Regions from separate parts of the Homo sapiens genome. Here region 1 is linked to region 2. The links are chromatin loops, found by intact Hi-C in ENCODE. Cell type or tissue: Calu3. All regions are shown on one strand.

Evidence for each region. Hi-C counts contacts between places; a loop is a spot of excess contacts. Peaks named below come from ENCODE experiments on the same cell type or tissue, not always from the same donor. Only the 100,000 strongest peaks of a DNase experiment are listed, where the experiment ranks them.
Region 1: a loop joins it to region 2, with 2.0 times the contacts of the local background. A loop is called at or near these places in 1 of 110 quality-filtered maps.

Annotation. Positions count from the first base shown.
Region 1 is chr2:67,132,592-67,136,591 of GRCh38, reverse strand. The region is part of intron 1 of LINC01828 (long intergenic non-protein coding RNA 1828); the gene reads right to left. The region is part of intron 6 of LINC01829 (long intergenic non-protein coding RNA 1829); the gene reads left to right. Among named protein-coding and RNA genes, the nearest start is that of LINC01828, 48 kb to the right of the region's middle. In Calu3, no CTCF peak of the experiment used is centred here; no DNase peak of the experiment used is centred here.
Region 2 is chr2:67,035,938-67,039,937 of GRCh38, reverse strand. No RefSeq gene overlaps it. Among named protein-coding and RNA genes, the nearest start is that of LINC01828, 49 kb to the left of the region's middle. In Calu3, no CTCF peak of the experiment used is centred here; a DNase peak (open chromatin) is centred at 1,997.

The DNA.
Region 1 (4,000 bases), 97 kb before region 2:
GGTAAAGAATATTCAGAAGTTTCTTCTACTGTTCTTACAATTTTTCTGTGAGTTCGAAATTATTTTGGAAAAATAGTTCAAAAAAGAAGCATAGAAAATTGTGTTTGGTACTACCTTCTAAGGAAGTACTTTTTATGGTATCATTACAAGTGGTTAATATTAATACTGACTGGATGAGGAGAAGTATAAACTTTTCAAGATCATCAAGAAAAAATGCCTCTTCTGTAATACAGGTGTTTTAAAACAATGGATTTCTACATGATCCTTTATCCTCTTCCCAGCTTAGTACTGTTTCCTGTAAAATGGGATTGTGCACAGTTCACCTATCAGTTATGCTGAGGTATTCTTTTGTAAATTTCCATATGTATAACATTAAGTTGTTAAATAATTTGAAAGGTATATTAAAAATTATATATCTAGAAATCTCTCCACTTGCAATTTAAAAAGCAAAAGATATTCTCTTAGAAAACCTTGAAAATATAGAAAAACATATAAAAAGGAAAGGAAAAATTATTGTGATAATCTAATGAAGAAGAGAGTTAAAAGGTTTTGAGCTTTCTTGGATGAAGGATCAAAATCATTTGCAAAAAAAAACGGAAGGGAGAACAAGAGTAAATGAAAATGTTGATTTATTGATGAAAATAAATCCACTGCATTCTCAAAATAGTAAATTTGCATTGGAATTCACTAAATTTTCCTTCCAGAAAGTGATCTCTCTTATAAAGAATGAAAAACAATTTGCTGATATTCAGTCTCATTAGGTAGACAAATCGATAACTACATAAAGCCTGAGTAGCTTGTTGGCACAAACTTGCATGACCTTATTTTCACTTAAATGTATCAAGATTTGTCCTGGCATTTAAGAAGAAACACTTTTAAGTTGTCAACCAAAAAATCTATACAAACAGGTGAATAATTGAATTATTCACTTTTTATGCATATAGTGGTAGAAGGGTGGGGGAGAAAAGAAAAAAGAGGGAAGAAAATAGACTAGAATTTTCCAGGGAACCTTCAAAGCTGAAGAAGACTGCGACTGAGAAAAAAACACAGCACTATGTAAAGATCTAAAATGTGCCTCATCTTAAATCAGGCCTCCAGCCAATTGTGGATTTAAGTGTGGGACAGCCAGGCCACTTTCTGGTGAGTTCCTTTCCTGTCAGAATTTCTCCCTAGTGTTCATGCTTTTAATGCCATGAGCAGAATTGGAGGGGGACGGGCCTTTCCTGCCCAGGGCCTCCTAAGTGGTACATCTGTCACGGATCATGTTATAGAATAGGAATGTTTGTTTTTGCTCCTATTCATTTCAACTGGCAGGCAGTTATTATTAGAATGAAAAATTAAGCTATTATGCCACAGAAGTCTTGCTGGCTCTATCAAACTTATGGAGTTAATACAGCAAAATTATCTTTTATAGCTGATAAAAACAGCTGTATATAGGCTGCTGGCCTGTTGTTACACAGGAAGAAACACAAAATGGCAGCCAACGTGGGATGCCCCACGCCAAGATGGAGGCATCAGTGGCCATTGCTTTTGGAGCAACATGTGGACACAGATGTCGTAAGCAATAATGGTCTATTCTGAGAGAGGGTTTTATTTTTATTAGTCTTCCTGTAGGACGGAAACAAAATTATACCTTCAAGTTTTCTAAAAGTAACTCTATATGCCTTAAGTAGCATTATTATTTATAGTCTTGCCTTTTTTCTGTTATTTAGTGAATGTTTCGATTAACATTTCCGAGATAAAAATATTCATGTAGCAATTAGAGCTCTTCAGAAACCAATGAATTGCAACTATGGCCACTTCCTATTTATAAACCACTCTTCTAATATCTTTAGGAGCTGCTCATCTCTTGTAAAAGATTTGAATCATAAAAAATGCAAAGCACAATAAGTACTGATGTGGTGCTTTTCATTCCAAGAGCATTGTAGTGATAACTCATTCAGGCCACCTCTGTAAAGATCACATTAATGGTGGTACCCACTAAACCAGAACAGCATTGCATCCCTGGGGTGGTGGGGGGAAGGTTAGGTCTCCAGGGCATGCTTGACTGAACTAGCACATTAACACCTGGGCATTTTTCAAACCAAATTCTTGAATCTTTTCTTACCATGTGTAGAAATACCCAAAATGTCAACAAGAATAATATTTTAATCCTATCCTAAAGACTTATGTTACAAGTGTCATAGATTCTCCTAATACCCATGTGTGTTTATACATAAATACACATATATGAATATATATATACACACATATATATGTATGATGATTTTTATTTGTTGTGTTTGTTGATTTTTTGGGATGTTTTATTTTCTTTCTAGGAGTCATAACAATGATCTTATTTTAACATAGCTTCCCTTGTTTGACAGAAACTTGCTTAGACTTTGGAAAGAGGATCTAATTTCTAATTTTGTCGAGTTGGTGTATATTAATGGCAATTTTTGATCTTACTATTGATGTTAGAATTAAAGGGTAGATACATTAATGCAATTACTAAGACTAGATCCTGATGTAATATCTAACTGGTCTACCATTTTTTCTTCTTAAAGGTGTAGTAGGTTTGTCTAAAAATAACATTCTTGAGGTGCAGACTCATGGGGAAGTGGAGAAGTTGTTTTGTTTTGCTTTTTTTTTTTTTTCTTCAAAGATAAAACTTACCAGAGGAAATGAAGCAAATGCACTGGTATTAGTGGCAGTGAAAAGACCTTTTAATAAGAGTAATAGGTATCAGTTATGAAGGTTTTTTATGTGGCATGCTCCATTCTTCACATTCCACACATACTGATTTATTTCATGCCCATTTCACAGATAAGGAAACTAAGGCATTTGTTAAATGAATTGCTTGAGGTCTTACAAATATTAAGCGACCAATCAGAATTCACATTCAAGCAGCCTGGCTCTAGAGACCTCATCCCTACACATCACATGAAATTGCTCTCCCACCACTAGGGAATGTTTGTAATTACAAACAACTTCTCCATTCAGTGTGGAAAAACATTATGGAATAAGTAGAAATTGGAGAGTCATTTGTGTGACTTCCGAAATTTTTACTTAGCCTAGGAAATTTCAATTAAGTGTTGTAATTTTGGTTTTAGAAAGTTGATATTTTTAAAACTGACATAACATTACTCATAAATAGGTAATTATTTTATTTGAAATGATGCATGATTTGATTAAATCTAACTTCTTTTTCATTGAGTATTGATTACCATGAATGAGAAAAATATCTCAACAAGATATTTACATAAAATAAGAATGGCATGTTCACACTACATGATGATAGTAATAAACAATAGATCTATTAATTTGTTTTAAGTAAAATATAGAAGCAGTTAAAATGAAAGTGGCATAACTATATTTAACATTGTGTGTGCTCCTGAAATGTGATCATGCTAAAAACTATGAAAATATATAATCTGGAATAGACATGGTTTCTGTTTTCTAAGCAACTAATATGTACATACATAGATATAGAGACTGCATGTCAACATAAATTGAAAATTAGGTCAATACCGAAAACAAAAACAACAAATTCAAGAACTTAAATTTATATAAAAATAGGTTGGAAGACCTGGAGAATAGGAGAAAATTGCTGCAATCTATCCATCTGACAAAGGGCTAATATCCAGAATCTACAAGGAACTTAAACAAATTTACAAGAAAAAAACAACCCCATCAAAAAGTGGGTAAAGTATATGAACAGACACTTCCCAAAAGAAGACATTTATGCAGCCAACAAACATATGAAAAAAAAGCTCATCATCACTAGTCACTAGAGAAATGCAAATCAAAACCACAATGAGATAACATCTCACACCAGTGAGAATAGCGATCATTAAAAGTCAGGAAACAACAGATGCTGGAGAGGATGTGGAGAAATAGGAATGCTTTTACACTGTTGGTGGCAGTATAAATTAGTTCAACCATTGTGGAAGACAGTGTGCCAATTACTCAAGGATGTAGAACCAGAAATACCATTTGACCCAGCAATCCCATTACTGGG
Region 2 (4,000 bases):
TCACAAGTGCCAGAGCAGCACAACACCACAGGGATCTGAGCTGTGAGCATGTGCTGATAAAAGCTGGTTTCCTTTTGTGGTTGCCTTTTCATTGAATTGGCAAATAAATGGGCTTCTAATTATCTTTGGAGGTAGAAGTCTATTACATTTCACTAGGCCTGTGTATTTTGCTAATAAAATGAATACAACCCAAGAAACAAGAACAGTGGAGGGTGACAGGGTTAGCACTTTTACTGATACTCTCAGAGGCCTTGGAAGCATCCTCCTACAAGTAATCACATGGCCAGGGCCAAAGGAAAAGCACAGTGCCAGTGGATGAAAACAGGGGAGAGTCCTCACAGAGGGCACAAGTTGAGAAGATTACTCCAGGTGGCAAAGGAGGGTAGGAAAGGAGGTGAATTTCATGACCCCAGATTGTATACAGGGAACCCCAGACCACCGCCTAATGCAGGAGAACCTTATGATCAGTGGAATAAAAATGATGAAATAATTATGTCTTCTTGATCATTTGCAAAAGATTTCCTTAAATGATAGCTCATTTTGTATTTATTGCAATGATAAGGAAAGTGAAGTTCATAGAGGTGCAATGATTTACTCTAATGTGTATATAAGGCAATATTCAAAATCAGGTCTACTGGAAGCAAGGCCAGGAATTCTTCCACCATGTCCGACAGTATTTGCCGTGTGGTGTAAATTAATGCCTGCCAAAATGTGACCTTCCTCCTCATACGTACAGCTGTTGAAATTCCCACAATAGTGGGAATTTCCACTTTGAGGGTTAGAGAAGGAAGGAAACAAAATTATATATTGTATAAACCACATTAGGTAGTGACAGAGAAAGAAAATAAGGACAAATTCTTTCTGGATATTTCATCCCAGTTGTCAAACTTGGAAAGCCAAATTGGGAAGCACAATTGATTGGTATTCATTCATTCATTCATTCAACAAGTGTAAATTAAGCTTCTATATGCCAGACACTGTGCAAGGCCTTGTATATTCAGGGGTGTGTGAAAGAGCCATGCCATGGTTGAGCAACACGGTGAGGAAAAAGAAGAAAGTGAAAGCATGAGTATCTCATCACTGATTGTGGAAAGTGCTGTGGAAGACAATGACAGGACTTGAAATTATCCCAACACATAGAAACGATAAACACTCGAGGTAATGGATATCGTAAATATCCTGACTTGATCATCACACATTCTATGCGTGTAACAAAATATCACATGTACCCCATGAATTGTACAAATATTATGTATCAATGAAAAACAAATTTAGAAAGGATAAAAAACAGGGATGGCTTCTCCAATTTAGAGCAGACCATTCTAAGGCAGTGATCTGAAAAATGAGAAGGAACGCTGCAGGGGAATACTGGGCAGAAAGCATATGAGGCCCTGATGGTGAGACAGCACCATTCCTTCCAGGAGCTGAAAGAAGGCCCCTGAGGTTGAAATGAGGTGGAGGGGAATGAGAGGGCGGTAAAGGGTGCAGAAACAGGCAGGAGCCTGAAGGACTGGCCTGGACTGTTCTGTGTGCCCAACAGCAACTGGCGGGCCTGGCCTCTGGATGGAAAGAAGACCTACCAGAAGGGCAGGAGACACCAAAAAGACTGAGGTGAACTTCAGCTTGCCCAGTTTTCAGGTCTGCAATTCCAGGTGCATGTGGTGGGTCTGCCACTTCCATAGGTAAGTTATTCCCCCATGTTAAATTCTGTGTCTGCCACTAACCCTACCCACAGTGCCTAATACTGCCACCATACTCACCTTAGTAAATGGACTTCAGTTCCACATGGGAACAGGGGAGAAGGAAACCTAAGCTGCCAACTAGGTTCACAGAAAATATTTTCCCAAGCTCCAATAGAGACTATGCAGTAAACTGAAAGGTTTCTGGCCAAGTCCTAGCCACCTCTGAAAGCCGTTATCGTGTGCAAATCCCACTTTCTCCCATTGTCCTGTTTGCTGTTTGTGGCCGAGTAAGCACCCAATCTGGGCAGCAGATCGTTAGGAGTAACTGATTAACAGCCGCTGCTGTAGAACTTGAGAGTTTTGTTTTCCACAACCTGAAAGGGTGCTTGCTTTATGATTTTTTAATTACAGTGTAAATATTGCCGCCCCATAAACCTCTTGATTTATAGCGACAGGTGTGAAAGTTTGCACTTGCTGTAAAAGGCCCCAAGTCTTCTGTTCTCTCCAGCCCCTGTTTCCCACCCCTTTCTCAGGCTATCCTGGCAGCTGGCTATTTGGAGGCACTTACTTTACCTGCTGTCGTACAAGGGCAGCAAACAGCAAAATCTCTAAATGGAGAGCTTATTCTCTGATTTCCTCCCAATCTCTTTTTTGGGACCTCTTTTTCCCTGTTCCTTCTTTCTCTTCTATTTCCCCAAACCACTGTGTAACCTCAGCCTGGTTAAGAACTTTCCACTGTGACTCCCCTGTCCCAAGTCACACCTCGTGTTCTGATTTTCCCTCTGAATATATCAACATGGTCTGTGCTCCAAGTCCCTTAAACTTCTAAGAAAGAGGAATTCATTTAAATATTTATTCGTGTCTTCATTTATTCCACATATATGATTGAGTGTGGCTATGTTAGGCATATTGGTCCAAGTGCTAGAGAGGCAGCAGTGAACACGCCAAAGTCATTGCTGATATGAAGTACATTCTAGAAGGGAGAGACACAAAATACACTCATGGCCAAATAAGTTAAAAATTTCATTTCAGGCCAGGCCCAGTGGCTCACACCTGTAATCCCAGCACTTTGGGAGGCCCAGGCGGGCGAATCACCTGAGGTCAGGAGTTCGAGACCAGCTTGACCAGCATGGTGAAACCCCATCTCAACTAATAATACAAAAAAATTAGCCGGGTGTGATGATGCATGCCTGTAATCCCAGCTACTCAGGAAGGCTGACGCAGGAGAATCACCTGAACCTGGGAGGTGGAGGATGCAGTGAGCCAAGATCGTGCCATTGTACTCCAGCCTGGGCAACAAGAACGAAACTCCATCTCAAAAAAAAAAAATTATTTCAAACTCTGATAGGTGCTATGGAGAAGATAAAATTAGGATATGTGGAAAAGAATGATTGGAAGTGGCTTTGGCCAGAAGGACAGGAGATTAGGTTATGTTCTCCAACTTCCCGGCACATGGCCCCTCACTTCTGTTTCTTTTGGAAGCCTGGCTTCATTTTTTTTTTTTGTTCTCATGCCATGTTGACTCCTATCCACATGACCGTAAATGACCTCCCCATCTCTGTCTTTACATTGACTCAGGATGAGCAGTCAACAAAAACTAATTGTCCTTCCTGGGTCCTATTTTTAGAAATTAGAATCTAATTGATGCCGCATGGGTTAGGTTCCATCTTGGTAAAAATCAGCCTTGAGCAACCAGCTGTGTCACCTATGAGTACGGCCTAGATCTTCAGTGCTACAGGCAGAGGAGTGTTTAGCCTAGAGACAGGAAGAGTACAGGCTAGAAAATACGTGCCAATCTATCCCTGCCATAGCAAGATTCTGTGTTAGTTATGGGAAAGCAGAAAAGGAAAGAGAAAATAAACATGAGATTTGGTCCTTATCTTCAAATAACTTGCAGTCTAATGGAGATATTATGATATACATACACAAAAATATTACAGTAATAAATGGTGCTTCTTATAAACATCAAGGACATTAAGTGTTACAAGAACCCAGAACAGGAGACAGTGAATGTTACAGTAAATTAGTGGGGAGGCCAGATAATGCTTCGGATGAAAAGTAGATTCTACAAACATAAGCATAAAAGTGGGGAAAAACCCAGAAGCAGGTTTGTTTATGGTTTTCTCAGAGACATTAAGAAGAACCAGAGGGAACTCGTAGCAGTGATTAGAAAAGTAACTACCTAGTAATCGTGCTTACAGATAGCTGGTATTTTGTAGACCTAGTCAGGGAAGAAATGATTGCATCTTGAACTGAAAAGAACTGCTAAAAAGAAATAATAAGATTTTTAGGTTCAACGTGTGCTAATAAGCTGAACT